2 separate regions of the Homo sapiens genome follow, and region 2 is linked to region 1. The links are chromatin loops, found by intact Hi-C in ENCODE. Cell type or tissue: breast epithelium. All regions are shown on one strand. Links, peaks and the distances in the headings refer to the core of each region. The heading gives the core; the rest is flanking DNA.

Region 1 (15,801 bases), core at 6,032-11,031:
AAAAGGTGGATGTTGTTCTAATACTTAGGAACATGCCTCCAAATAAGATGAAATGCTCTAGTGTAGCTGACAGTGACTGCATCGTCCTTTCAAAGAGTCCATGCTCTACCTGGGAGGGCCTGTGTAGGTGAAGAGGGGGCGCACCCCACTGGCTGGCCTGGCCCTCCTGGCTGCCCACATTCTGCTTGGCTCTGGTCCGGAGGTTTTATGGGGGATCTGGAGAGCTCTGGTCTGGCTGACGCTGTTGCCCTCTCTGCCTCTTAATGGCGCTCTGACCTTCTATTGTTTTTGGCCAAAATATGAGTGAAAATCCATTTTATTTATTTAGCCAGGACAGATAAGGACTAACAAACAAAACCAAACCAGAGTGGAAATGGCAACCCGAGGCTCCCCAGCAAAAGCAAAGAATTGGAGGGACAGAGAACAGGCTCTGCTCTTCACTCAGGGTGGACTGGTTGGCATCTCTATGTGGGTGGCATCTCTAGCTCTTTCTTTTGTTCCGGCTCTGATTACCTCCCTCCCTAGGTGACATCCCTGCAGGTGCCATCTTCACCTGAAGGCCCTTGGCTCCAACCTGCCTCTGTTCCCAGGAGCTTTCTGGAAGTTACTTCCTGTTTCACAGCCCCTCTCTTACTTTGAGGTTCCCATTTCCAGACTGAAAGGACAGACTACCTCTGCTGACCACCCCAATTTCCAGCAAGCTTTTTAAAATGGATTAGCACCTAGGGATTCTTGCAGGCAGGTGGAATTTATCCCCAGATTCTTTAATTGGATGTAGTTTTTTTTTACATTGGAAGAAATTGAGAATATTAACACTCTTGCACACATCTTCCTAGACAGGGTGAATGGAAAGCAGCCCTTTGACAGAAGAAAGACAGAGACCAGTTTCCAGTGAGCTCCTGAGGGTATGTCAACTCCATGTAGATTTATTTTCAATTTCCAAGCAGCTAAGATTCTAGTGGACGTCAGTTTGTGCTGGCTTTATTTTCACAAATGCTCCATTGGGTGCCACATGCGAATGTGGCTGTTGGCCGCAGGTTAGGTGGCACACGCTCATTTTGTGGGCAAGTTCTGGAAAAGTGGTTAGCATAGGGTTTTGCAACGTAGTGATCTACTTTATAGATTTATATGTAAGTACCCAGATTGGTGGTAGGTGAATTTGGTGGAATCATTTTCTACCAGCATCCTAAAATCATATTTAGAATTGTATTTTAGCAAAATGAATGTAGTCTGGCTGGATATAAAACAAAAATTTCCAGTTGGGGGTGAAAGTGAAGGGAAGGGCTATTTAGAGGGAGTGTCCCCAGCCGGTGGGGACCTGGCTCCCTGGGGGTTGTGGATGGGGGTATAAGAGGCTCGATTTTGCCCATCTCTGCTAATGATGTGGAGCTCCAGTAAACAGCAAGTTAATGGACTTCCCAGATATGTGAATTTCAACAGCTGTTGCAAACAACAGTGAGCACAGAAAAAAAAATATATGAAGGAAGAGAGAAAGGAAGAGGAAAGAGAGGAAGAGAGGGGGAGGGGTGTCAGCAATGGAAGTAGGAAACAACAAGGATGAGGTCCAGTTTTTAAAATCCAGATTCTTGTATCTGGGCCTGATTGCAAATGCCATGTATCCTAGGAAGCCATCTGGAAAAACAGCCAATCTGAGAATGCCCTGAGGGTGGCCAAGGACAGACTTGTGGAGGGAGTTGTCTGGATTTCCTAGGGCTTGGTGTGCCTTTAGAGGGGAGTAGAACAGACTTTTGATATAGAAAGTACATGTGGTTACCCTCCCTTTTGGGAGAATTAACATCCATGGACTTAGAAATTCACCATCAGTAGTAGGTTAAAATTTATGTATTGCCAAGGAGTGGTAAGAGATTACATCTTGTCATCTTGTTTTAAGACTCTTTATAAACTAGCCCCTAGTTTTTATTTTTTCTAGCTTCGTCTATTTCTATTTTTAATAGACGCCTTATACCTCAGGCAGGTGGGGTGGTTTGCTGTTCCCATAATATATTTTTTTCCTTCTGCTTGGAAGCTCTGCCTTGTGCCCCCAACTCCCTCCTGTCCTCCTCCCTGTCTGCTGTTCGTCCTTAGCAGGCAAAGGAGGGGCTCCCCCTAATCCCCAGAGGTGTCACTCCCTGCAGGGCCCAGCAGCCTTTTGCACGGACCTCTGCTGGGACACTGACCCCACTGCCTTCTTGTTATGTGTGTCTTTGTCTGTAGCTTCTCAGAGTTAAGATGCTGAAATATTGCAGTGAAGTAGGCCTTTTTCTTTCTCTGTCTCTCAAGTGACTCAAATTGTTTCGCTGACTTGATCAGAGCTCAGTAAAGGTTGGCTGAGTCAGAGTGAATGAGTTAACCATGAGTTACAAAGTGAAGGAATAGCCAGATTGCTTCCTCTGTGACACCACACAGAGCCCGTCTGTGTGGTTGAGGGGCCGCTGGTGAAGGATGAGGGGCACCAGCCCCCATGCTGTGTGGGTCACTGTAGACATGGCTCTGCTGTCATCTGTACAGAGGCCAAACTTGTTTTAGCCTTAATAACTGTTTAAAGCTGACTCCCAAGGAAACCAGTCTTGTTTTTTTATGGTCCTGGAGGATTTCAGAAGCAGATCTGGAGATGTGTGTGCACAGGGTAAGGTGGTAAAGGTATACAGTTGGGTCCTTAGAGAGCAGTGGCTTAGAGGAGACTGTGCTGTTGCTGTGGGCTGATGCGGGAGGTGTGATTCTCTTGGAATCCCGGAAGGCACCAGTGTGGATGCCGCCGCTTGTGTCTGATGAGTGGAGAAATGGGTGCTCGTTTTGCACACTGATGAGATCAAGGAAGTGTGGGGAGCTGAGGGGTGCAGGGGGTAGCAGGTGGGGTGATAGCTCTCTGGTTTTCCTGTGATTTCTAGGTGTAAATTGGGCTGTTGAGGGGAGGCAGTGGCCAGGCCCAGCCCACCAGTGGAAGGCAGAAGGCACGAGCCACAAGATGAACGGGGGCAGTTAACTAACCAGGCCGCCTGGGGTTGAGGATGAAATGGGTACCTGAGTTTTCCTTTTAAGTAGCAGAGGGCTAACATCTGAGGCCCTGCCGGGAGCCAGGGTCTCGGTGGAGAGGTGAGAACACACCTGGGAGCAATATAGAGAGGTCTTTTTTCTTTGCAGCACTCGAAGTCTGATGGCAAAGAGAGACATCTATGAAGTAACCCCCAAAGAAATGGAAAACTAAGGGTGGTGAGGAGGGCAGTGAGGGAGACATAGATGGTAAGCAGAGGTCCTGGGTAGGGGTTTTTGAGCTGGTCTAGGAGGTCAGAGAGGGCTCCTTGGTCGGTATGCTTGAGCTGAGAGGCCAAGGAGGACAGGATTGGTTCGGTGAGGAAGGGAGAGAAGTCTGAAGCAGAAGGAACAGTAGAAGCAGCCCGGCACTGTCATTCTTTGATGTAATAAATTTCCTCCAGATATTCAAGTCTGTGCTTCTGCTTGACTGAGGATCATCTAGGAAATGAAACTAAACTTGGCTTCGACCTAGACCTTGTGTGACCTTGAGGTCATCACCCTCTCACAGGTGGGTGCTATGAGTTGAAGTGTGTCCCAGCAGAAAAAGACATTGAAATCTTAATCCCCCCGTACTTCAGAATGTGACCTTATTTGGAAGCAGGGTCTTTGCAGATGTAATCAAGTTAAGATGAAGTCACTGGGGTAGGCTCGGATCCAATATGACTGGTGTCCTTATAAGAAGGGGAAATTCAGATGCAGAGGCAGATGCAGGGAGAGGGCGGCCCCGTGAGGACAGACACAGAGATAGGAGCTGTGCTCCCGTAAACCAAGGAATGCCTGGGGCTCCCAGAAGCTGGCGGAAGCAAGGAAGGACCCTCCTTTAGATGCCTTGGAGGGAGTGTGGCCTTGCTAACACCTTGATTTTGGACTTCTGACCTTAACAACTTGGAAGGAAGGCATTTCCATTGTTTTAAGCCACCTGGTTAGTGGTTCCTTTTTGTGGCAGCCCTAGGAAACTAAGACAGTAGAGGAAGGAAGGACAAAGAAGGATTGTGTTGAAGATGAAGTAGAATATATTTATACCTAGAACAAGGCCAGGAACATAATAGGTGCTCAATGAACAGTATCTACTCTTGTCTCATTGGGTAGAAAACGGGCACATTTTATTTTTCTATGTGTGTGATGGGGTAGGGTTTGTTTTTTGTGTGTTTTTGGAAAAATTGGAAGTACTCAAAGGTTAAATTGGGATGCTACCTATCTATCTATTGATTGATCCACCTATCTATCTGTCTATCAAATTTGCAGTCACCCTAGAGAATCCTTTACTTACCTGTGCTGAAAAAAATGCTCCCATCAGTTACCCTATGATGAGGTCTCCAGCCCTTTCATCAGAAGACAGAGCTTTAAAATGCAGGTGGGTAACAGTGACCTGAAGACATACTAACAGGTAAATGATAGATCTCCAGATTCTTCTTTGAGGGCAGTTTTGATTTTGATACCAAGGTGGGAGAGCACAGAGCTTACCAAGGCAATAAAGGCCTGAAGTACAGAGGAGGGCACCCCACATGAGATAATGCAGTGAAGAAAACTTGTTTTGCCCACCTCCTAGGTTCACCCAGGCATGGCCCCAGATGGAAACAGAATTTTTCCTGGTGCTCCAGGCTGCTTCCCATTCCCATGTAAATTCTAGTCTGATAAAGCCTCACCTATTACACAGGTGTTTTAGAAAACATCTGGATTCTTAGAGACACCGACGAGTCTAGATTATTTTTTTCCTTCTTCTCTTAGTATCTGAAATTTAGGACTCACCGTCACAACACAAATACAAAGATGGGCCAGGCGCGGTGGCTCACACCTGTAATCTGAGAATTTTGGGAGGCTGAGGCGGATCACCTGACGTCAGGAGTTTGAGACCAGCCTGACCAACATGGTGAAACCTCTTCTCTACTCAAAATACAAAAATTAGCCGGACTTGGTGGCACGTGTCTGTAATCCTAGCTACTCAGGGGGCTGAGGCAGGAGAATCACTTGAACCTGGGAGGCAGAGGTTGCAGTGAGCTGAGATCGCACCACTGCACTCCAGCCTGGGTGACAGAGCGAGACTGTCTCAAAAAACAACGACAACAACAAAAAACAATACAAAGATGACTTATGCACTTGAAAATGGGAGTCCTCCGCTCAGATACAGATGTGGAAATCTACCTGGTTTTAGTAGCTGGTAAGGAGGCTTTAGTGTTGGGCAGCCCGGAATACTAGTCCCAGCTCTTGGGCAAGCTATTAGCCTTTCTGCACCTGTGAAATGGGGATGATCATGCCTACCCACTACAATCAGTTTTCATAGTGATGATCAGCTGAGAGAGCATCTGTAAACTGCCTAGTCTATTGTGTGTGTTATAGAAGGCGCTCGGTCAGCATGGTCAGTTTTACTTGCATGTGTTTATCCTGAGCGGTGGACTTTATGCCTCCTGAAGGCTGATTGTTGGGATTACTTCAAGCATCCAGTTCTGTACCTGGTTCCATAAACATTTGTTGAATAACTATTGATTGAGATTTAGTCACTGTTTTACCATAGTGATATCTAAATCACTATTATATAGTAGAACCCTTCTTTTTTTTCCCCCAAAATAAAGCTCTAGGGGTACCCCAGCATATAAAGTGAATCTAAGAAGAGCTTCTGCTATTGCAAGCAGGACACGAACCACCTCTCTTTTCCATTTCTTTCCTTCACTGTTCCTCAGACATACCCTACAAGGAGCCATTTGAACACCTTACTCTGGGAGTAGAAGGGCTAAAAGCTCTGCTAGAACTGAAGTTTGAAAAGAGTCATTCCACAGAAAGACTTCTGGGCTTAGTGTTCCGGAGATCAGCTGCTAAGGCCATAGCTAACAGCCTCGGCAGATAACAGCCTTTCCTATTATCAAGTTTTCTTGAGAAAGCCTTTTTTCCCCCCCCGTCAGGAAGTCAGTCCTTATTCCTAACTAAAAGTTGTAAAATTTAGCTGTCCTTAGTAAAGGTGGAACACATGGTCCTCAGCTTCTGTTTTATTTATTTTTTTTTTTTGTATTTCTGATGGCTGTTGTTATGTCACTCCTACCTGAGTTAGAGGCCACAGTGCTGTTTGCTTTCCTCCTATATTTTATTCTCTAGCCCTTAAAGGAATAATCAAAACTCCTTGGGCTGGGTGTGGTGGCTCACATCTGTATTCCTAGCACTTTGGGAGCCTGAGGCAGGAGGATCACTTGAGGCCAGGAGTTCAAGATCAGACTGGTCAACATAGTAAGACCCCCATCTCTAAAAATAATTTGAAAAATGTAGCCAGACATGGTGGCATGTACTTGTAGTCCCAGCTACTCGGGAGGCCAAAGTGGGAGGATTGTTTGAACCCCTAAGTTTGAGGCTGCAGTGAGCTGTGATCACAACACTGCACTCTAGCCTGGGTGACAGAGTGAGACCTTGTCTCTAAAAAAAAAAGAATAAAGAAAAGAAAAGAAAAAAAAAGGAAGCTCATTGACGGTAGAGGCACCTTTTTTTTGGAGTCTCCAGAGAACCTTGCACTTGAAGGACAAACATGGGCTCTCTGCATGGAACTGATTCTTCTTTGGATTTTCCTTTATTGTCCTAAATAGACATCATCATTTGTTCTTGTGAAGGTTCTTTCCTAGAACATTTCTTTTGTTTTGGTTTTTAAAAGACAATAATTGGGCTTCTGTCACATTCTTTGGAAAACTATCTTTAACTATGCAGCCTGTTCACTCATAACAAAAAAATTCCTATTCTCTCATCCATATGCTCACAGAAGATAAAGCTAAAATAGCTTGTTTTATATTACTGGTATTGAAATGACAAATATGTCTCCAAATAGCAAATGGGTAGAGTAATGCAGATTTAAATTTCACCTGGGTTAGGAGGCATTATTTCTGACAACACTGTTATTTCACCCATTCATCTATCCATTAACCAAACATTCATTGAGCATTTACTTAGTGCCAGGCCCAGAGACACATGGGCGATGCATAGCTGAATAGAAAAGGGTCAAGGAAGGCATGGCAGGGAGCAGCATATAGTGGAATTATTAGCATTTTACCTCCATTTACTCCTTTCATTGTTTTTAGGATTAAACACAGGAAAAAGAATCTATATGTGCTTCTTCAAGGTAGTATATCTCAAGGAAACTATTGGCTTAGTATGTTGGGGTTGGTTTTTCTGGTTTGTAGATTGTTCATTTTTCATTTCTTCTCTTGTCCCCTGAATATTCTGTACCTTCTGTGTCCCTCCCTCTATGTCCCTGTCCAGGGACTGGGCAATCAGAGAGGGACAGAGAAAGGGGTGAACCTGTAGCTTTGCTTTTTGTTAGCTACTCCAGGTAAAGACTAGTTCAGAACTCAAATCCTAAAGTGATTTTCCTGTATGAAATGTGACTTGGGAGTGTTGGGGGTTTCCTTAGCCCAGTGTTAAAGTGTCATGACATGGCCTTTGTTAGAAGAGTCACTGGATTCCTAATATTAACTCTGCCAGTTACTCTCTGGGTCCCTCCTCTACCTCATCTGAAAAGTGAGCATCGCCACGCCAGTCTTTTAGAAGTATTGTGAGGATGAAATGCCTGTATGCTGCTGGCACATGCAGGTGCCCAGCAAATGTCCATCTCTTCCTTCCCCCTCTAGTATTTCAAGGTGACAGGCAGCAGTTTTCACCTAAGTGTTATGCCTAAGAAATGATAATAACACTGTTCACTGCCATATTTTAAGTTTAACCCCTGTACTTATTAAAGGGCTATCAAATTTGGTTGAGGAAGACCAGGGGTCATGAGAATAGTCTTGACCTTGCCAACTGCTGTATAGTGTGATCTTAAGTAATTCTCAGCCCCTTTCCTTTGTCCCTCCCATCTTACCATCTATCAGGAGGGGAGCCTGAATGGTCCCCTCTTCCTTGCAGGGGAGCTGTGGGGCACAGATGAGATAAAGCAGGTGGAGTACTTCAAGAAGTTTAAAACTTACAAATGCCAGAGACTTACTATCATCACTATCATTTGGACATGGAATAATTCACTTTCAATTCCTTATTCAGTATCACTTTTGTGGGCATGTCTTTTACCACCATATTTCATGCATACATGTGCCCAGTTCTGTGGAGCTCGGTTCCGAGCAGCGCTAGGGGCCTGAACTATTGTTGCCCTCTTAGGACACAATTTTATGTGGGGAGAAGCAGCAGGCTTTATTTCACCTGCTTGAAACTCTAGTTGCGGAGAAATTTGGCTCAGACTTTCCAAAATAAACTCACCTTTGGGCTGAATCCAGGAGTGGAAAATTTTAGCTGAAAAGGATGGCTTGTCAGAAAACATAGGAGTGACTGCCAGTTGGGGGTATATGTACTCCAGAGGAGGCGGGGTGTAAACCCAGCTGTACCATTCCCTGCACCGCATGCTCCAACCAGACCAACCCAGCCCTCCGTGAGTAGAGGTTACAGGCTTATTGGAAGGAGGGAGGCATGACAAATCTTAAGGATTGTCTGTTTTTTTCCACTGTCAGATAAACCTCCACGCTTTGGCTTCTAGAGTGATGGGTGGGCTTGCTTTCCTTTTGTGGACTTGATGGCATTTGACTGTATAATTATTCTTCTCAGCTGAATATCCCTGAGTGTCCTTTGACATGATGGTGGTATAGGTAGCTTTACCAGGCATAATTTCTATAATCCATAGAGTGTCAAGAAGGTACTTATTTTCCTATCAAATGCTGCTGACCTGATTAAGCCTTCTGCCTGGCTTTGTAGCTGAAGATAATGAGTTTGTCCAGTGCAGTGGCTGTTGGGACCTGGGGTCTTTCTGAAGATGATTGTAACCTGGGTGTGGAGTGGGGCCTTTTGTCAGTTGCTTTAAGTTAGATATCTGCTTCGGAGCTCTGTGTCTGGCTCTGTTCCCCAGGTCATAGTAGCCAACAAAGGGACCTGGTCCCCTGCAGTTGGCCCTTGAATTTTTTCTATTGTTTGAGAACTAGAAATTATTTCTGCCAGAGATTTCACCTGAGAATACATCCAGGTGAGTTCTTGAGGTTAGGGTAGGATGAGAAGCAGTAGAAGCCCTGGGGGAAAAGAATTCTGAGTTGATGCTGGGGTAGGAATGCCACAGGACTGGCCAGGAGAATAGTTTCACAGCTGCTGTTGTAGTTGGCAAGAGAAAGAGGCTGTGAAATGAAATATTACACAGGATTGCCTTAGACACTCAATGGAAAACTTTTTTCCCTCCTTCCACCAGAGGAAATGAATGCATGCTGATGGTAATGAGAAAATGAGGCTCTGAAAGTGCCTGCTTTTCCTTCATTTTCATCTTTCCCTTCTTTTCTCTGAATCCTCCCTGCCCTTGTGTCAAGCTTCATTCCTGGTTCTCCCAGGTCGGAGGAACTTGAAGCAGTGTTTGTCAACCAGTCTTGACTGAGAGGTGTCTGAGAAGACTGGGCTCTACCCTTGCAGGAGTCAGATTGGGTTCCAGAATGATCTTTGCTCTTGTTTCTGCTTTGAATGAATGGTTTGCACATGTCTCAATCTCTGGCATCACATCCCAGCAGTATCTTCTCTCCTGTTTATCCTGAGGCAGGATTTTGTATTGGCCGCCTGATAGTTTGGCCCCCCACAATGAATTAAATTTCAGGAGCAGGAAAATGGGAACCCCTGTCTTCTGTGTGTAAGAGAATCTAAGAATACTGCATGTGACTCATGGTAAGAGATTTGATCATCAATAGCAAGAAATACCTTTCATTTGAACTGTGTCTTTTAGTTACCAGAGTCCTTTCTCATTCCTTATTCCTGTGAGAAGGCAACTGGGGCAGAGGGTGGTTAAGTGATTTGCTCAAGATCCCAAACAGAATAAGCAATGACAGACATGAACTGGTTTTGCTTTTCACAGGTCAGTGGAAATTGAGTCGATTTTCCACTTTGACTGGGGAACTAGCTCTCTCCCCAAAGATGGGGGTCTTGGCCAACTCTGGAATTCTGTGATTTTATGACTGTTATATTCCTCAGTCTAACAAATACCACATCTGAGTCTGCAAGAGCTGGTGTTTGATGATTGCAGTGGAAGTCCCTCGTGGATCGCAGTTCATTACTTCACAGGCAGATATTCCTCGGCTGGAGCATGTGTCCCAGAACTTACCAGGTCTGCTTGCAGCCCAGGCCTGTGCATCAGTCCCCATCTGTTAAATGTGGAGGCTGCTGCCTTTCTTCTGCTCATCAAGAGTGAGTCCTAGCCAAGATTGTAATTGTTACCAAACATCTGAATTCACTGGAGAGGCAGGAAGGGTGAGTGGATAATAACACCTTATATTCCCATAGAAAGCTTTGTACTTCCCAGAGCCATTTAAACATTGATTATCTCATTCTAACTTCAGAACAGCCTTTATTATCTTCATTTGACAGATGGGGGAGAAATGGAGGCACAAAGGATTTGTCACTTGGCCAAGGTCACAAAGCAGACTCGAAGCTGGTCCTGTGACTTGCTCTTGCCCCTGTGCTTGTCCTTTTGGGAGAGGCTTTATCTGTTCATGGAAGTCAAGGATGTTTCCTTCAAATATTTTCCCCTCAGCCCCTGCTTTTGAGGATCTGCACTGGGGGAGGGAGAACATTTCTTCTGTGGCTTCTCATGTCTGTGGGACACACAGTTCGTGACGAATATGAAATAAAATGGAAATAGCTCCTGCATCCTCCCACACAGACGAGCTGAGAGTCTGCCTCTGATGTGAGAGCCAGCATGGAAGGAGCGATGGCTCTGACTGTCCCCTTCTCCTTAGTTCCCAACTGCCAAGCCAGGAATCAGACCTGGGAGTGCAGGCATGAAGCTCCAGTTAGGCAGGCCCCAGCCTTCCTGCAGCATGACTTATGTCTGGTACCCCTGCGGGTTGCATTCCTGCTACTTCTCATAAGGTAGACACAAATTGGAGGCCTCCTCGATGGCAGGCAGTGCATGAGGAATGCTGGGATGCTGCAGGGTGCTGCACATGTTTCCTGCCTTCGGTGAGCTCCTGATCTACTACCAAAGTCCGCCTCTGTCACTCCTCCCTACGCATCATAGGTTGGACTCGAGAGCCTGCAGATTTCCTTTAATGTCTTCCTGGGCAGAGCAAGTTGCTAAGCTGGGGCTCCAGTCCACAATCATCAAGTGCCACAGAACAAAGCTGTGAGGTCAGTTGTAGCAGAGATGGCTTATGTGTCCACCAAAGCCTACATCGTGGGAAAACAGCTAGACTACACCTCTCATTCCCTTATGACCAGGTGATATGGCTTGGCTGTGTCCCCACCCAAATCTCATCTTGAATTCCCACATGTTGTGGGAAGAACCTGGTGGGAGGTAATTGAATCATGGGGCCAGGTCTTTCCCACGCTGTTCTCATGATAGTGAATAAGCCTCATGAGATCTGATGGTTTTATAAGGGGGAGTTTCCCTGCACAAGCTCTCTCTCTTTGACTGCTGTTGTCCATGTAAGATGTGACTTGCTCCTCCTTGCCTTCCACCATGATGGTGAGGCCTCCCCAGCCACGTGGAACTGTAAGTCCATTAAACCTCTTTCTTTTGTTAATTGCCCAGCCTCGGGTATGTCTTTATCAGTAGTGTGAAAACGGACTAATACACCAGGTATGGCCAGGTGTGGTCCTGTGGCTCAATTCTGGCCAGTGGAATGTGGGTGAAAGGAGTAAGTGCTTCTTCTAGGCCAGCCCACAAAAACCTCCTGGGTCAGTGTCCCAGGTGCCTTCTCCCTCTGTTGGCTTAGAGCAGCCAGTCATAGTGGTCTTGGGGGCCATGTGTTGAAGGTGGCAGAGTCAGAAGAGGGAAGGAGCCTGACTCTCCAAATCCCTGCTTGGAAGAGAGCCACTCCTGTGTGGATAGTAGCACACAGTTTCACCTTGAATGGCAGTGAGCCACTATTTGGGGATTTACCTGTTACTCTAATATACCAGTTTGAGGGACAAAGACAATGGCTTGAGTCAGGATCATGGATTCAGTCTGGATGAGACAAGTGGGATTTGTGGAACTTACTGGCGCTGCTGCTCACACCTGGAGCTGCCTCTGGGTGTGAAAGAGTAGGAGGTGAAGACCCCCAATTCCCTTCTGGAAGAGGTTAGTAGGGCCTACCAGAGCTTGGTGGCAGGTGCTGGTCAGGAGCACCCTGGGCTGGGGCCAGCATACCGGGCAGACCCAGCCAGGCCAAGGTGGCAGCTGCTCCAACCAGGCCAAGACCCATGCACTGGGTTCTCAGCCTTCCTGGGTCAAGGCCAGAGGGCTGGTGTGATGGAAGATGCCCCAGTTCTGGCAGATCTTGGCTCTTGCTTCATGCCCTATATCAGCCAGCTATTTGACCTTGGACAAGGCCCTTCTCTGGCCCTTGGCATGATTCCTTTCATTTGCAGCAGCTGGGTGTGGACTAGATGATCATGGATGTCTATGAATGTGAATTTTGAAAGCTTTAGTACAGACTATGCTCTAGGAGTTTTTAGAGTTCCTGGGCCACCCCATCCCCATTCTGGATTCCAAGGCTATGGTTCTGCCTTAGTGTGACTGCTGCAGCATGTTGTCAAACAGCACTTTGACTTTCCCTGTGACCCTAAGTCAGGGACTTCCAGATCTAAACTCTTTCAAACTCTTTTGAATAAAATGGAAGGCATCTCATCTCCAGTCCCCATCTCTATTCACCTGGATATTGTGACATCTCCCACTGGGAGAGATGTCTCCTGTCTCCCCTGTGACCATGTATCTTTTTTTTTGTTTGTTTGAGACAGTCTCACTCTGTCACCCAGGCTGGAGTGCAGTGGCATGATCTCAGCTCACTGCAACCTCCACCTCCCAGGTTCAAGTGATTCTCATGCCTCAGCCTCCTGGGTAGCTGGGATTACAGGCACATGCCACCACGCCTGGCTAATTTTTGTATTATTTAGTAGAGATGGGGTTTCACCATGTTGGCCAGACTGGTCTCGAACCCCTGACCTCAAGTGATCCGGAAAGTTCTGGGATTACAGGCTTAGGCTACTGCGCCTGGCCCATTTATCTTATTTAATTAACACGTCCATAGCACTGGCTAGGTGCTGGGCACCGTTCTTGGACTTTTCTGTGTATTAACTCACTTAACCCCTGTAACAACCTGATGATGTAGGTACTATCACTATCCTCATATGACGGGTAAGAACACTGAGGCCCAGCCTGAGAGATTAAGGAACACATCCCCAGTTTTTCAGCAGTAAAGCAAGAGGCCAAGCTGGGATTTGAACCCAAATAGTCTGGCTTCAAAGTCCATACCCTTGCCCACTGAGGTACACAGCCTCTTGTAAGTACTCCTTGAAAGTCCATACATCCTCCAGAGTCTCTAATATGTCCTCCTGAGAGCTTTGCTCTCCTGCTTCTGAATCTCAGTCCTAGATGGTCTGGTCTCAGTGGAACCCTGGAGTGTTTTTTAGCTCTATTTTCTTCTGTATATTTTCCTGCATGTTTTTCTCTTTGTGAAGCCTGTCCATAGATTAATGATTCCATTGCCAGGCCCCAGGCCAGGATTCCCAGTCCCAAGAAGTGGCAGGAGAAGGCTCTGGACATTGCGGCTCCAGCATGGCCCAGAGTATGCCCAGGGCTTGGGGACTGGCTGTCACAGGGATTTACGGCTGTTACTAACTGACATCTTGTTTTTGCCAGGGCCAATCAGAGATGCTCAGGCCTGACTGATATACCATTGTTTGCCACCCTGATGTTTCTGGAGCTGAGGCCTGCAGACCCTCACCCCTAAAGGATCGGGGTGTTTTACTGCCTGGCAGGCCAGATGACACAACCTGACTTGTCTAGAGGCTGAACCAGGGGTGCTGGGAGAGAGGGGGGACCTTGCCTTCTCTCGCTTAACATGGGGTGGGAAAAATCCAGCCAGGCAAAAACATATTCCATCTGATCTCTCACTATTCTAAGTATTCAGTCTTTTTTCAGGTTGCTGCCCCCTCCCTGTCCCCTGTCCCCCTCCCTGTGGTTTTTGTGCTTTTAGATTGAAGGGAGCGCAGCTCAGAGCACGAACTTTGCAGTCCCAAAGATTAACGTGCAACTCAACCACTTACTTACTCTATGTGCAGCCACAGGCAAGGTACTTATCCCCTTTGTGCCTCAGTTTCCTTAGCTATAAAGCAGGGAGAAAAAAGAGTGCCTACCTCACAGAATTATTGTGAGGACCAGAGTAATAGACAACAGCTGCAAGGTACTTTCCACAGTGCTGGGCATATAACAAACAAGAGATCATGGACATCATGACCAAGAGCGAGGACTCAGGCCAGACTGCCTGGCTGCAAATCACAGCTCTGCTACCTATGACCTGGGTGACCTGGAGTAAGTCACTTAATGTCTCTGTGTCTCAATTGCCTCATCTGTAAAATGGGGATAATGAAAGTCCTTATTTCACAAGATCATTGCAATGATTAAATGAATTAGCATTTGTAAAGCACTTAGCGTGCCTGGTGCCTAGCAAATATTCAGTACTTGTTAAATTAACTATATAAGTGTTCAAGACATGTTGGCTATTACTTCTATTATGTTTCCATTATTGTTATTATTTATGTAATTTTTTGAGACGAGTCTTGCTCTGTCACCAGGCTGGAGTGCAATGGCATGATCTTGGCTCACTGCAACCTCTGCCTCTCTGGTTCAAGCAATTCTGCCTCAGCCTCCCGACTAGCTGAGATTACAGTCATGCGCGACCATGCCCAGCTAATTTTTCTATTTTTAGTAGAGATGGGGTTTCACTATGTCGGTCAGGATGGTCTTGATCTCCTGACCTCATGATCTGCATGCCTTGGCCTCCCAAAGTGCTGGGATTACAGGCATGAGCCAACACGCCCGGCCTCCATTATTATTAGTAACTTTATATTATGTCCTATAAAGGAGGCAGGACAAATACTCCTATTTCACTCTGCAGATGAAAGGTTATGTGACGGGGGCAGATCCTCAGTTTAGCCCCCACTGTTACTTGAGTAAAGAATTACATCTTCTCCACACTGTCTGTGTGCCCTCAGGTGTTCCTGTTGACAGTTGACCTCTTGCCACTCTACGGCCTGTCCTTTTTTTTTTTTTTTTTTTTTTTTTTTGAGACAGAGTTTTGCTCTTGTTCCCCAGGCTGGAGTGCAGTGGTGCAATCTCGGCTTACTGCAACCTCCACCTCCCAGGTTCAAGAGATTCTCCTGCCTCATCCTCCCGAGTAGCTGCGATTACAGGCATGCACCACCACGCCCAGCTACAGCTAATTTTTTGTAGTTTTAGTAGAGACGAGGGTTCCCCATATTGGCCAGGCTGGTCTCGAACTTCTGACCTCAAGTGATTTACCCCACCTTGGCCTTCCAAAGTGCTGGGATTACAGGCATGAGTCACTGCGCCCGGCCTGTCCTGTCTTTTTGACACCCAAATCTGATCATGCTATTCCCCCTGCTTAAAGCCCCTGATGGGAAGCCTGTACTGTTGGTGGCCTCCAGGAACGTCTCTCCTCCTTGGCAAGGCCCATGAAGCTCTGGACCAATTGGCCCTGGCTGGTCCCACTGACAGTTGCATTCCCTCTATGATCTGCTACACCTCTGGGGCCTGGACAGGCCATTCCCTTTGCCTGGAAGGGCCTTTTGCCTTTTTTCCATCCAGCTCAAGTGTCAGCTCCTCCCTGTACCTACAGGCAGAGTCTGGCTCCCTCCTCTGGGCTTCCATCTGCTTGGCTCCAGTGTTCTATTGCATGGTTCTCATTTGTTTAGGAGATGTTCAACTCCTCCAGCACACTTCCCTGTCCTTGGAGGGCGGGGACCATGTGTCATTTATCTTCGTATTCGCCCCATACTTCTACCTCT
Region 2 (15,801 bases), core at 7,277-12,276, 860 kb after region 1:
CAGAACAAAATAGTCAAAATGTTAAAGTGGTTGGTTCTAGGTGGTGACCATGAATAATTTTAGAAATTTACTTCTTTATACTTTATTGTGTTCCCTAATTTTTTTAAAAAAACTCATTTTTATCAAACTTCTATATGCAGATGGTTTAAAGAGTCAGCAGTTCTGGAAGGAGTTATTATGAAGAAATAAAATATTCCTCTTTACTTCTCCTGCAGAAAAGACATTTCCCACTACCCTGAGACAACCACTTTCAACTCTGCTGTTTATTTTGATAACAAATATTCTCTGTTGAATTCACATGATGACTGATGAGGCCTGAGCTCCCTTTCACACATATCTTCCACTTCCTATCCACCTTTCTGTAGGAGCTATATTGTAATTTCAGTTTGACCACTGATCAGTGTTTATATTTTTATGACTATTCACAGCTGAGCCATGTAGTGTACTATGATTATATTTTTTTTCTTGTACCACTTTCTGTTTCTCAAGTGAACAATTATCTTGTTGCTTCTCTTACTTGGTTTTCACTGTATGTCTCAGCTATTTCATGCAAAATTCACCCTCCCATGCAGCAAGTCATATCAAGTATTCTGTCAGTTTCTTCTTTTGCAGCCATCCCTCCTGCACCTTCTAACCTGCTGTAGCTGGGCTGGTGCCTCTTGCCTGCTGCACAGCTGTTATCCTGGGATTTCCCTTCAGGTTTATTAGGATTCTCTTTGCCTCTATCTCTTGTATTAGATCCCTGTTTCCAGGATCTCAGGTCTTACTGGTTTATTTCCTCACTTTGGTGGAATGTATATTTTATTAGTTTCCTGAGAAAAGAGTCATTGTAGGCAACTTTTGGGATACCTAGTATGTTTGAAAATGTTTTTATTCCTTCATACCGGACTGATACTTTGAAAATAGATTATATTTTTTCTCCCTTTGGAATTTTTAAGGCATTGTCCCATTGTCTTTCAGCTTCTATTTAAGTTGTTTAGAAGTCCCCTGCCAACCTGATCCCTGATCCATTGTCAGGAACCCATTTTTCCTCTCTGAAACTTAGGATCTGCCATTTTAACCTCCTGAAATTTCACAATCATAGGCTTTGGGGTAGGGCCTGGCTGGGTACCCACAATCTGGAAACTCATATCTTCCAGTTCTAACAAATTTTCCTGGATTATTTCTTTGGTTTATTTAGTTTCAGTCAGTCTCTTTTGTTACCCTGGAACTTCCACTATTCAGATGCTGGAGTTGCTGGAATGATCCTCTAATTATCTTACATTTCCTTTCTGTCTTTTTTCTTTATTTTGGGGAGAAATAGAAACTTCCTCAAGTTTATCATCTACCCCTTCTATTCTGTTTTTGAAATGTGATTCTATTTTTAAAGTGCCTTTTCCTGTTGTCTGGATGTTCTTTTTTTCTTTAGCATCTTCTAAGCGGTTTAGGTTTTGTTTTGTTTTGTTTGAGACAGGCTCTCACTCTGTTGCCCAGGCTGGAGTGCAGTGGTGTGATCTAGGCTCACTGCAACCTCCACCTCCCAGGTTCAAGTGATCCTCCCACCTCAGCTTCCTGAGTAGTTGGGACTATAGCTGCATGCCACCACTTCTGGCTAGTTTTTTGTTTGTTTGTTTCTTTGGTTTCTTTTTGTTGTTGTTGTTGTTGTTGTTTGGTAGAGAGGAAGTTTTGCCATGTTGTCCAAGCTGGTCTTGAACTCCTGTGCTCAAGTGATCCACCTGCCTCGGCCTCTCAAAGTTTTGGAATTATAGGCATGAGCCACTGTACCTGTCTAGTTTGTTTTTTGATGGTATATCATCTCTGATTTCTCTGAGGATATTAATGATAGTGTTTCAAATTTTTTGTCTCTCTGTGTAATCTCTAATTTTGATCTCTTTCAGGTAGTTCCTCAAATGTCTATCTGTGTTTACAAGAGTGGCATTGAGCACATGAGAAAGCATGTATGGGCAGGGCTGGTTGACTCTGAGCTTCCCTGTTGGTCAGGGTTTCTCAGCTTCAGTACTGTTGACATTGAAGGCTGGATTGTTTGTTGTGGGGGGGCTGTCTTGTGCACTGTAGGTTGTTTAGCAGCATCCCCAGCCTTTTCCCCCTAGATGCCAGCAGCATCCCTCCTCCATTGATGGCAAACAGAAATGTCTCCAGATATTGCCAGATGTTCTCCTGGGGCAACACCAGTCCTCACTTACCCCACCCCCAGTTGAGAACCACTGTTGTAGGGTGATCTGTTGGGGTCTTTTTATTGGGGAACCTGTAGGGTTAGTAGGTATTGGTCTTCCCCCTTGGGCTAGTCATATAAACCAGGAAAGAATCTTCTACTCTTCTGCCCGAGGGATTCATCCTGGGAGGCGAGTGAAAGAAGCAGAGTGTTGGAGGGGGGTCTCAATTTTCTTTGTACCGTGGCCTTGTGTGCTTCGACTGGGCCTGGTGTCTCCCATTCGGGAAGCCTAGTTCTGCCCTTACCAGAGAATAAGTATCATCTGCCTTTCACCAGGATTGGGGAGCATTTATCATGATAGGGAAGGGGAAAAGGTATTAAAAAGCAAACTCGTTCCACCCTCTTGCTTGTGGCTCCGCGTTCAGTCCAGCTGCAGAAGCAGGCGCTCTTCTGGTTCCCATAGCTTCAGACCCTCAGGGAGGTCTGCTGTGCAGTCCGGTGTTTAACTGGCACCTCATTGCTCGCTCCGAATTTGGCTCCGTGGGCCTGTTAAGTAAGTTCCACTTGTTTTTTTGCCTTTTAGCTTCTAAATTTTGTTATTGTTATTTCTTTTCCTATTTCTTTTGTCCTTGTGGCTTTATGTTTTTTAAAACAATTACTGTACATGTTAGAGGATTTTGGAGAGGTCAAAGATAAATGCATACGTTCAGTTGGCTGGGACTTAACTGAAGTCTTCTCTTTTTTTATAGTTAGAAACATAAATATGAAGAACAAAGTTATAGTGGTGGATATTCTGTTCAGGGCCAGGCTCCTGATGAATTAATAAAGAAGTTGCTTGGCATACAGGCTTTGCAGCAAAGCGAGTTGGATTTCTGGGAGGAGATTTCTGTTTCATCTGGATCCTGGGGTCACGTGATCACGTTTTCCTTCCATACGAGAGCATGGGTTTCCAGTGGCCAGGATCTGTTGTGTCCACTAGCTCCAGCATCCGCTGTCTTACTGTTGGACAGAGGTAGATAGTCACTAATATTCTCATTATGCAATTTCTACTTTGCTAGACTTTGCGTAGAGTCTGTATAGACCATGACTTTTCAGTTAACATATTTTTCAGATAGGCCAAAACATACTCCATTAGGTTATAGCTTTCTTTAGTTACATTGCAGTCACCTTGATTAGATTTGGGTGTTTTGAAGTGTCTCAGTCATCTGAATATAAACCGTATTACAGATGACTAATAACAATTACAAATTGATTTTCATTAACTTAATTTTCAAAATGTAGCCCTATCTCAAATGCATAGAGTGTCCTACTATAGACCCCATAAACACACACACACACACACACACACACACACACACACACACAAAACCTGTATATAGACATATATCTCTCTAATATATTAGTATATATATGTATATACAGGTATGTGTGTGTGCGCACGTTTATATGTCTGTGTGTGTGTGTATATATATATACACCTTTGATATATATGTGTGTGTATATATATATGTGTATATATGTACATATGTATATATACCTTTGATACAGGTATCAAAGACATTGGCCAGGCAGGAAGAGTACGGTGAGGGGAGGGTCTGGACAGTTTTCCTAAGTGAGTAGCTGGTATGTGTGTATGGTTTGGGGTGGCAAGGGGGCCCAGGCAAGACAGAGTATTCCAGGCCAAGAAAAGAGCACAGAAAGAGTCATGTGGGAGAAGCTGGGGTGGATGGGGAGGTGTGGGAGCAGCCTATGTTCATTTTGGCTACAGAGTAGTCGTTCATCGGAGAAGCCATTAAATCTAAGGTGGGAAGAGGAGTTTGATGACTGCATGGCCAACCTTGAACTCTGAGCTACATAGTTTGGACTTCTAAAGGGCACGGTCTTCTGAAGATGGGTGCCTTGATGGAGAGATTAACAGAGAACATCCAGTAATACCTATTTTTCCATGTAGCCTTTTCTGTTTGTCAAGGGCAGATGTATTCTCTCCACTCTGAATCCCTGTGGCACTTAGCATCAATGGCTCTTGGCTCTTGTATTCATCTGTGCCTACATTTGAGGCTTCCTTGGACCCGTTTATCCCATTTAGCCCTAACAATGACATTAAGAGGTAGGTCATACTGTCTACCCCTCCCTCTGCACCGCATTTTTTTAGTGGATGAGGAAATAGGGTCAGAGATAGGGAAATGACTTGAACAAGATTACATACATGGCCAGTGAGAGGCCACCCTGGACCTCGGGCCAGGCCCTCTGACTCCAGATCTGCATTCCACTGTTCTCATGACATCCCCTTGCTGCCAGTGTCTCACTGGTTGCTTAACTAAGCCAGTGGCTCTTTGAAGGGAGACTCACACGATTTGATTTTCCAGGCAGCACATAACACAGGCCCAAACGATGGAGCACAGGCTCTGACAAGACTCACTTATCGGCAGCACAGGGTGGGGATGAGAACAGGGACCTAGCCGGTTCCTATGCAATTTCACCAGACTGTAGGGTCTATACCTCTAAGTTTGAAACTCCCTCATCCCCACTGCTGCCAGCCCAACTGCTCCAGTGATAGTTTTCCACCACTTCACCGAGAGCCTGGGCTCAGCTGCTGCCCTCACTGCCCTGGAGAAAGAGAGGAATGACACCACCTGTCCCGTTGCTGACTCTAAGGCTTTTATGAGAATACACAAAAGAGAATAGATACTTGAAACCACTGGAATGACAGTTTATCTGGTGATTTTCTTATAAAGTTCTATTGTTACTAGTTTCCTCCTCTATCTGTACTGTTGCTTCTCTTTGATTTTGTCTCACTGGCTCTTGCTTTGCTTCAGAAATGGCACTCCTCCCTAGCCAGGTCCTTTAGAGTAGGAAATCAAGAAGTTGAGCTGCTAGATTGTCTGAACTTCTTGGAACACAGAGGATGCTAGTGTAGACATGTGTGCATTATTGTACAGGGAGCCACTGAAACCTGCCTGCTGTGTGCAAAGTGGGCCGAGAGGACTCCGTGGCCACATCAAAGCCCATGTGCATTTGACTCTTTTCCCTTCCCAGCCTTTGATTTTTTTTGAAAAACGTATTTGAGATATATCAGTTTAGCTATTTTCTCAGTATTTTAATAAAATACCTGACTTTAGTCCTTGCCTGCCATGTAAACCTACACACTTATTTAAACCAGCAAAATTTCTCAGTGCGTTTGTGCTGAAGTTAATTTCACATTCAGTTCTCATTTTCTGCCTATTTATTACTCTGCCCCAAATCTGCTGAAACTGAATGGAAAAGGAACACTATTCGGTGGACATGGTTATAAATTAGCAGCCAGCACATGTGTTAAGTGCCTTTCATACCTTAGCTCATTTCTTTTCCCAGTGTTTAAGAGGAGGCTCCATTAGTAGTCCATTTTATAAATAAAAGAAACAGAAAAGGTAAGTAACTTGTGCCCAGGGCCACACAGCTAGGAAGCCTGACTCAGAGACTCAGGAGGTCTGTGTCTGAAACCCCATGATAGACTACCTGGTTGAAACAAAGAGGGGTTGTGTGGGAGAGGGTCCTACACTCGTGGTTAGGAGAATTGCATTCCTGCTTCACTCCTACCCACCTCTCCGTGTGACTCTGGACAGGTGGTGAGCTTCTTTGATCCTATTTCCTCATCAGTGAGGTGGCAGCTGACCTATCTCCTAGGCTGATGGTGAAGAGTCAGTGGGTAGCCTGGGTTGCTGTGAAGGCATGAGCAGGCACTCTTCTGGGCTGTAAAGTTACATAGGCTGTAGTAATGTCATGAGGCTATTTGTTTTGTGATAGGCCGGGAAGAGCCCCCACGGGGAACCGTCTGTAGTATAAAAGGGCCAGAGCTGGTGGGAAGAAGATAAAGGGAAGTAATACAGAATAGGCAGGGGAGGGGAGGGCATCAAACCCGTGCAAGGAGGATAAGCTGTGCTCAGTGGTGATGGATGCATATTGTGAAGAATTGATGTCAACACATCAACTCTTGGCCTCCAGGGACTTCTTGCAGGGTAATTCTGCAAGAATTTTCTGAATTTTCAAAGAAATCTAGGTGAGTGTGCATGTGTGCATACACACGCATGTGTGTCTGGGTACCTGTAAGGCAAGATCATACCTTTGCACACTTGTGGACCTGTGTGTATTTCTTTCCTCTTTTTTTCTCTTTTTCTTAATGGAGACAGGGTCTCCCTATGTTGCCCAGGCTGGTCTCAAACTGGGCTCAAGGGATCCTCCTGCCTTGGCTTCCCAAAGTGCTAGGATTATAGGCGTGGGCCACCACGCCCAGCCCCTGTGTGTATTTTTTTTAAATTGAGGTGAAATTTACACGACATAAATTTAACCATTTTTAAGTATATAATCAGGCTGGATGCAGTAGCTCATGCCTATAATCCTAGCACTTTGGGAGGCCAAGGCAGGAGGATTGCTTGAGCTCAGGAGTTCAAGACCAGCCTAGGCAACACAGTGAGACCCCCATCTCTACAAAAAATAAAAAATTGGCCAGATGTGGTAGCACGTACCTGTAGTCCCAGCTACTTGGAAGACTGAGGCAGGAAGATTGCTTAAGCCCAGGAGTTTGACTCTGTATTGAGCCACGATCGCACCACTGCACACCAGCCTGGGTGACAGAATGAGATCCTGTCTCCTGTCTCTAAAAGAAAAATTAAAAAATAAAGTATACAATCCAGTGGCATTTAGTACATTCACTGTGTTGTACAACCACCAGCTCTGCCAGTTCCAAAACATTTTCATCTCCTCCTCAGAAATTGTGTGTGTTTTTGAAAGGGCCTGTTCTGTGCAAGCATGTCTGTGAGGGCATCCTGATTTCGCCTGCCGGGAAGCCATCCTCGTCCTCAGATGGCAGATTGCACTGTATGCGTTTATTTGGCCAGCAGAGTGGGGCTCAAGTATTCACATTCCACATGGGTTTGTTGGTCATGGCTTAACTCCTCTGTGCACTCTGGCTGCCTCATCTGGACATAGAGGAAGGCAGCACTGCAGCCTTCATCTGAGTGTAGTTACCAGGGTCTTCTCTTTGCTGCTTGGCTGCGTGTTGCCTTTGTCTATTAAAAGGATGTGTGTAAGTATGTATGTCAACTGGGGACTTCAGCCTCTGTAGGCCAAGTGTTGAAAAGGGTGAGAGGGCTGCTCTGGTAGAAGTGTCAGAGCTGGGATGTCTGTACACCTCCCTCTCCATAGCTAGTCCTGGAGATAAGTAAGAGCAGATTCTGGGACTGAGCTGTCGCATACACCCTGGTGGTGATAACAGCAAACACAGCAATGGGCTATGTAGAGGGAGCCCTGAATAATCTCCATGAGCTGCAGAGATAGGGCCAGTGAGTGGCAAATCCTTTTATAGTGTGGAGGAGAGGAGGTGGGGAGCAGCTGCAGGAGAAGGTGGGGAGCAGCTGCAGAAGGAGAAGGTGGAGCAGGAGCTACGTTGGACAAGCCAGTGAATACTTTGCTCTGATTGGACAACCCAGATCATGTGCCCACCAAAAACCAGCGACTTAGTGGGAGGGGCAGGAGTGGGGAATGAAACTCAATGATTGGCTTAATCCAACCAGGGACTCTCTATATAGCTAAGTATGGGGCCAGGGTCCCCAGGGGCATGTGTCTGAGTGTAGAAGGGGTGGTGGGTCCTGCACTGAATCAGAGTTTTCGAAAGAAGGAGGAAGTAGGAGAAGAATGCTGGATAGACAGTCAACTGTATTCTCCATACCTAGATAAGACAAATGTCAAGACAATGCAGAAAAAGTTGTGGTGAAAAGCAGCAGGAACTAAAATGCTTAAAGCATCACTCAGTCTGAGGCTCTCCTATTAAGAGCTCACATTCAGGGAGGTGGGTTGGACCCATTGGTGTGCCACAGAAAAATGGCCCTGCTCACAGGAGGCAATTTGACATCTGGCCGAAAGTGACATCAGCAGCCTGAGAAATTAACCTGTTACTGGAGAGAATTCAGGTATTTGATCCACTTTCTCAAGCTTTGTAGCTGGTGAAGGAGGTGCAGCTAGCACTGTGCAAGCTACCTGCACAATGACTGCAGCTGACTTTTCTCACTTCACCTTCCCATGAGCTACCGTCATTGATTCAGCGGGAATGTAATAAGCTGCGACCATGAGCCAGGCCTTGAGCAATAGTCCCCTGCCCTCAGGGAGTCCTGATGCAGAAGGGGAAGATGCAGATCAGAAGAGGCAATCGTATTACAGTATAAACAAACAGGATGACAGGAGAAGCTTGTGGTGCCACAGAAGTGTGGAGCATGGCAATGCTTAAGCTGAACTGGGGGTTCAGAGAAGATCTGCTGGATGAAGTGATTTCCAGACTCAAGCCTGGAAGATGAGTAGGAGCTCCCAGGTGAAGAAATACGGAGAGAGAGAAGAAACAGGGAAACTCACTGGGCAGGTGACTGCTTTAGTGTGTGTATTTGTGTTAGGGGTTGATCCTGAGAACTTTCAGGTTTCTGGCTTGTGCACCCTGATTGAGTGGTGATATCTTCTAGTGAGATGGTGAATACAGGAGGAGTTGCAGTTTTGATTGGGAAGAAATGAATTTAGTTCAGAAATGTTGAATTTGAGATGCTTCTGGTTCAGCTAAAAGGAGGTACATAGTAATAAGCTAGTTCTGGAACTCAGAGGCAGAGACCTCCTCTGACCACCTGCTTGACATCTCAAGCTTAACACGTCCCAAACTGTCCTCTTGAGTTCTCTCCCTATGGTGCTTCTCTACCCTACCCTCAGTTTTCTTCATCCCTCTAAAAGATGCCATATCATCTAGATATATCCAGAATATATCTAGAATCCACCATTTCTCTAGCTGTCAACTGCTGTCCCTTAGTCTAAGCTTCCATCTTCTCTCAGCTGAATTACTATAATAACCTCTCCCCTTATAAGCCTGACTGCCTAATTCATTCTTCTCAAAGTAGCCTGGATTATCGTTTTCAAATTTTGTGACTTTTTTGCGGGGGTCGGGGGCTCACCTTTTAATGACTTTCCATTGCAGGTGGGCCCTGCAGAGGGGTCCAAGCTGACTCCCTCTCCAGCCCCACCTGTCACCTGGCCTTTCCCTGTGGTCTTCAGTATGTCAGGGCTTTTCTGCCTTGGGACGTTTGCATACATTGTCTTGTTGTCTGTCTCCTTAAGCGGTCCCTCAGGTCTCAGGTTGAACATCACCCCTGCAGAGAGGTCTTTCTTGCCTGCGCAGACTGAAACTCATCTTCCTGGTTATTCTCTCTCCCAGAACCTGGCTCTTTTCCTTCATAGCACCTGTCCCAATTTGCATTTATAGTCATTTTTGTCCCAATTTGTTCAATGCCTGATTTGATACCTCAATTTTATCAGACCCATCTCCCATTTTTATAACAAATACTTCCTTTTTACTTATCCTCAAATGAAATCTATAGATAATATAACCTCCCTATACATGTAATTTTAAATCAGTATAACATCCTGGCAGTGATATAAAGGAGAAATAAAAAGGAAAGTAATTCATCATAAAACTATTTATTTCAGTGTTAAATTCCTAAACTCCCAAGGCTGACTACTCCAGAAATCATAATGAAGTAATCAGGCCTGCACCTATTAGGTAAAATGACCACGAATGCAACAGTTACAAATATTGGCTAACATAGTTATTTTTTATTAGTGACTCAGATACTAACAGCAATGTAGCCAGTGGCATGTGGTTTTCTGTGATGGTAAGTAAATCCTGTGATGTTTGTTTTTTCTTTTTCTTCTTTTTTTTTTTTCTTTGAGACAGGGTGTCGTTCTGTCACCCAGGCTGGAGTGCAGTGGCATGATCTCAGCTCACTGCAGCCTCAATCTCCCAGGCTCAAGTGATCTTCCCACCTCAGCCTGCCAAGTAGCTGGGACTATAGGCACACACCATCACACCTGGCTCATTTTTTATTTTTGTAGAGATCGTGTTTTGCCATGTTGCCCACACTGGTCTTGAACTCCTGGACTCAAGCAATCCACCTGTCTCAGCCTCGCAGAGTGCTGTGATTACAGGCATAAGCCACTGCACCCAGCCTCCTGTGATGTTTCAAACAAAATAAAGTTCAATCTTTCTCCTTCAATGTGGACTGAAATTACCTTCCTAGAAAATTCATTAAAGTCTGAGGGCCGTGGCTCATGCCTATAATCCCAACATTTTAGGGGGCTGAGGCAGGATAATTGCTTGAGCCCAGGAGTTCGATACTAGCCCAGGCAACAGAGCAAGACCCCTGTCTCTACAAAAAAAAAATAAAATAAAAAAATTTCTGACTAGCTGGGCATGGTGGCATATGCCCGTAGTATCAACTACTCGGGAGGCTGAGGTGGAGGCTAGAGCCCAGGAGGTCAAGGCTGTAGCAATCTGTGATCATGCTACTGCACTCCAGCCTGGGTGACGGAGTAAAACCCTGCTCAAAAAAGAAAAAGTTTAAAATATGCACTAAAGTTATGCCAAAAAACTTTATTTTTTTATATATGCAGCAGGATCAGGTCCTAGATTCATGCGATTATAAAAGGTGTTCCATGGTGAGCAGGTCTATGCAAACCTACCTTCAAAGGCCAAGGGAGCTGAGAGGCTGAAGAAAGAGACTGACAAATCCAGTTTCTCAGAAAGAAATATTTAATAGAGACTTAGAAACAGAAACGATGTCTAGGTAGGCCAAGAGATGGTGGATTCTCACAACCAACCTCCAGAAAGTATCCTTTATATAGCAAGCTTTTAGGGTAAAGACACAGGAAGCTCATCATCCCTGACTTCCTTTAGAAACTCATGACCACGGGGAGGTTGTGAGGGCTTATCTGTGCTACTGGACCACCTTGAATTGTAGGCGTCAAACATTGGTCATCATGGCAGTTTTACTTCAAGATGGATCACTCTTGCTATGCAACAGGCTGTTTTCCCACAAAAGAGTTTTTCATGTTTATGAATGTCTAGCAGTACACTCACTAGTCATGCGGGCCTGGAGCTGGTTTTCCTCATACAGGTCATTGTGGCACCACGGCTCCCACCCTTAAATGCTAGCAGAGTTTCCCCATTCATTTTGGCAATTGACAGCACCTCCCAAATGTCCGAAATGCCCCCCAGACATAGGGTGGTACTGCCCTAGCTGAGAGCCCTGTGCCTACTCCTCTGCTGTCCTCTACACAGAATGAGGGCAGGGTCTGTGTTGTGTTCACTCGTCTATACACAGCACTCAGCACCTACTTGCCAGATATTTGTGGAGTGAATGAATGTTCTATCAACATGAAATTTGTGCCAAAAAGTTAGGAAAGGAGTATACCACATGGAAATGTGACCAGACATTTACCTTCTTTCAGCATGCTTTAGGCCAGCTGACCTCTGTTTTAGTGCAAGAGACTTGTAATTATAGCTCCAGACAATATGGAATTTCAGCTCTAAATCCTTTACAACTGGGGAAGTCACCTCACCATGCACAGAAGAAATAGCACTGGCTCCGAAGTTGTGGTTTGTCTTTTTTTGGAAAGTCAGGCTTGTCTGCCAAAGAGCTCGAAACACTTGACCAGCTCTCTCATTTATCTTAACATGTGTATTTATTCTCCCTTCACAGATGGGGAAGTGAAGCTTGCCTGAGGGCTGTATTTAGCTAAGTCTTGATCCTCTGCCTTGTGGTGGTCAGCTTAGATAAAATGGAATCCTAAAACTTGATTTTTATCCCGTAGTGTGAACCTCCTCCCACATTAAATCTGCTAGTAGGGCTGCTCACAAGGGTAAGAAGTGTTAGTTTGAGTGTTTTTCATCATGTGACGTGGCGGTCTTCTAGTTCAGGGCCCTGCTTTTAGAGATGAGGAAGTGCCAGTTCGTCACAACACAGTTAGATAATGACAAGGCCAGTCCTCTAGCTGGTTTCTTTATGCTCCACCAGATGTAAATTTTCTCTCCGTTTCCTCCAGCCAACCTAAACAGGAGTTACAATCAGTCAGGTGGCCAAAAGGAAAGCACAATGGAAAAGAAGCCCAAGATCTAGTTCTCTAGCTCCTAAATAATTGGTATATTAATTAGGAGGCTGACTTATTATAAATCAAAACATATGAAGATGACAGTAGCTAAAAGTAAGAAGCTAAACCTTTAATTTCAAGAATTCTTTTACTAAGCGCTAATCAGGCCAGTGACATATAAATACCATTTCACAACTGAACTGAAAATTAAAAAAGAAAAGAAAACACCAGATGTTTGCAAAGTTTTTGAAAAACAGTGACCTCTTAAGAATTTATAGCACCTAAAAAAACCTTTCTCTTCCCCAAAATTTTCTTTAGTCCAAGAGTGCTGGGAGGTAGTAGGAAGTGGTAGGCAAATTCAGTAAACTCATCACTGGTGAGTTTTGAACCAAACTTACCAAAGTGTTTTCAAAAAGGACCCAACCCAGCTTCCTTGAAAAACAGAGTTATTTTTAAAGAGGTAAAAACTGATATTTTCATTTCACAAAGTTAAATATAAAATGAACTCAAAAGTGTCAAAATGACTGCACAATAGAAATGAGGTTTCAGGCCAGGCGTGGTGGCTCATGCCTGTAATCCCAGCACTTTGGGAGGCCAAGGGAGGCGGATCACAGGGTCAAGAGATTGAGACCCTCCTGGCTAACACGGTGAACACCCGTTTCTACTAAAAATACAAAAAATTAGCCAGCCATGGTGGCAGGCACCTGTAATCCCAGCTACTCAGGAGGCAGAGGCATGAGAATTGCTTGAATCCGGGAGGCAGAGGTGGCAGTGAGCCGAGATTGTGCTATTGCACTCTAGTCTGGGCTATAAGAGTGAGACTTCATCTCAAAAAATAAAAAAAAAAAAAGAAATGAGGTTTCATAGGCTACTCTGACCAAGCATTACCATAGACATGTTGTGATATATAAGTTAGATGTAGGAGAAAACAGTTGCATTCTCAGAAGCTGGCTTCATGACATGTGTCCTCTGGACTTCTGTGTAGCACCCTTTGAAGGGTGGAGGGTTTCAAGAGCTCGATGCCTGTTTTGGACTTCTCGCTAGAAACAGATGTTGTAGATGAAGATTACTACTGTGTGCCTTGGAAGTGACACAGAGAATTGCTACTGCACAGACCACAAAGCCACCACTTTTCAGGGATATTCTTACTTAGTTGTCATATGTTTTATGTCTCTCTTCACGTAGTCAGAAGCTGCTTTAGATTTGGGAAGGCTGGGGCTTATCTGTTACCCCTTGTTCTAGGTTGTTTCTCATTCTAGGTTGTTACAGAGGAAAACTCTAGTAGGTTTTGATAAATGACTATTTCTTACATCAAAGTACTATCCTGCATTATTTGGGATTGTAATACATTCCTATAGTACTTTATGGTCTTCAAAGCATTTGTCACTGATAAGTCTCCCGTTTTTCAGACAGAGAAACTAAGGCCCTAAGGAATAAGGGACTGGACTAAAGTCGCATTCCTAGCATGTTGGATACGTTCAAGTTCTCTCCATTCTGTAAGGACCAACTCAAGTGCCTCTTCCAAGAGGTCTTTTCTTAGTGTCCCCTCATTACTACTTTTTATATTTACCACATTCTAACTTGTAATATCATGTTCACATACATCTTATCTACCTTACCATGAACTTCCTAAGATCGAAAGCTGTTATGCATTTGTGTGTATCTCCTCACCTATCAGAATTGTTCTTCTTGGGTGCTAACCTGATGCACGTTCCCACACCAGCCTGCAGTTTCCTCTTCTAGGCTGTGGCTTGGAGGTCTGCAAGGCGCTGGAGTGGTGTCCAGGCACATTGTGGGCACTGCTGCACATTCAAGTGCATTGCCTTATTTTTAACATATAGATACTTAATGAGAGAGCTTTGTAAATGTTTATAAGGTGTTTTACAAATAGATGTTATTTGAATCTCATCCTTCCCTCCTTTATTTATTGCAGTTAGCACTGTTCTGGGCACATAGTAGGTGCTTAGTAATGTTTGTTAAGCATTTCTATATTCACTTGCTCCAGCTTACACTTTTATTCCCTCCTATTGTTGTATATGACTGTCTTTTTATATGTTTATATCTTGAATTCCCAACTAAACTGCAAGCTCCAGAGGGCTATAGTCTCAATAAATCTTTGCTGATTGCTTTTAAATAATACATGATAGCATACCAGCTAACAAAGCATGGCACAAGGTAAATCGTCCAATGTGAGTGTTTTTATTTAAGAAATGTTTTGGATATGTATTTTAAAATAGACATACACATCCCAAAAACATATATTTTAAACAGAGATCACTAAGGTAGGAGGGAACACCCAGGTCCACATGAAGGGGACAAAGAATAGTGCAGAAGTAAGGCTCATGGGCACTGCTGGCTGAGCTGCACACAGAAAGGGGTCTCCAGCTGATGGCCATTGGCTACATTTCTCTGTGGCATTGGAAGAGCTTTTGTTTCCTCTCAGAGCGCATTTCTTTAGTTTTTTGTTTGCAGATTCTTATCAGGTGGTAAGTGTGTGTTTTTTTTTTTTTTTTTTTTTTTTTTTGAGACAGGGTCTCACTCTGTCACCCAGGCATGTTCATGGCTCACTGCAGGCCCAACCTCTTGAGCTCAACTGATCCACCCACCTGAGCCTCCTGAGTAGCTGGGACTGCAGGCATGTGCCACCATGCCCAGCTAATTTTTGTATTTTTAGTAGAGACAGGATTTCACCACATTGGGAAGACTGGTCTTGAACTCCTGGACTCAAGCAATCTCCCCACCTCGGCCTCCCAAAGTGCTGGGATTACAGGTGTGAGCCACCGCACCTGGCCATGTGTGATATTTTTAAAGTAAGGTTGTCATTATCACATATCGAGGACTCTTCAACAAGGGACAGCCTGAACACTAAGCTGCCAGAACACACTTAAAAACTTGATACTTCTGGTACTTAGCCAATTGGTAAGAAGCTAAAGAGTCTGCCATGCAGTCCAACAGCCATGCTGACTAAACTCACCAGTTCTTTCATTGTTTTGATGTTGAACAGCTGTCTTTAATACACTTTTCTGTACTCCTGAGAATGTTCTAGTTACCATGCTGAAATGTTTAAATACCTACATTTTAAAATTAGAACTAAAATATAATGGGTTTGTTAATTAGGAGGACACTGGAGAGTTGGCTGTGAGAAGTTGTGACTTTGATAAGTCGATCTTTTAAAAGTAAGGGCAGTTGCTCTACATTTGACTTCTTTGTGTTCTCAAATTTAAAATATATGGCTGAAGATGAAAGATTCTGCACACCTCCACTTATTCATTCCCAAATCCCACATTTCATATTAAATTCACACAGGATACTATGTGATGCATATGAACCATTTTATATGATGCAGGGTACAGTATGCACAGGGGATAATTTATTTTCTAAATTTGCTATTATTAGACTTCTAATTACTCAGCTGGATAGAAGCAGAAAGGTCTCATTCTTGTACTAACTGCCGATTTTTTTTTTTTTTTTGAGACGGAGTTTAGCTCTGTTGCCCAGGCTGTAGTGCAGTGGTACAATCTCTGCTCACTGCAGCCTCCACCTCCTGGGTTCAAGTGATTCTCCTGCCTCAGCCTTCCGAATAGCTGGGATTACAGGTGTGCACCACCACGGCCAGATAATTTTTGTATTTTTAGTAGAGATGGTGTTTCACCACATTGGCCAGGCTGATCTTGGACTCCTGACCTCAAGAGTCCCACCTCGGCCTCCCAAAGTGC

The links. Peaks named below come from ENCODE experiments on the same cell type or tissue, not always from the same donor. Only the 100,000 strongest peaks of a DNase experiment are listed, where the experiment ranks them.
Region 2: a loop joins it to region 1, with 13 times the contacts of the local background. A loop is called at or near these places in 1 of 110 quality-filtered maps.

The regions. Positions count from the first base shown.
Region 1 is chr2:45,697,105-45,712,905 of GRCh38, forward strand. All of the region lies in intron 1 of PRKCE (protein kinase C epsilon), which reads left to right. It also overlaps the pseudogene TRQ-TTG5-1. Among named protein-coding and RNA genes, the nearest start is that of PRKCE-AS1, 29 kb to the left of the region's middle. RefSeq lists an enhancer at 3,354-3,403. In breast epithelium, for the core only: no CTCF peak of the experiment used is centred there; a DNase peak (open chromatin) is centred at 9,067; H3K27ac peaks cover 2,562 bases.
Region 2 is chr2:46,557,526-46,573,326 of GRCh38, forward strand. The region is part of intron 2 of RHOQ (ras homolog family member Q); the gene reads left to right. RHOQ-AS1 (RHOQ antisense RNA 1) reads right to left here. Exons shown (of 2, transcript NR_104182.1): 2 at 10,731-12,045. Among named protein-coding and RNA genes, the nearest start is that of RHOQ-AS1, 15 kb to the right of the region's middle. RefSeq lists enhancers at 463-512, 5,629-5,688, 7,666-7,755, 13,136-13,235. In breast epithelium, for the core only: no CTCF peak of the experiment used is centred there; no DNase peak of the experiment used is centred there; H3K27ac peaks cover 2,207 bases.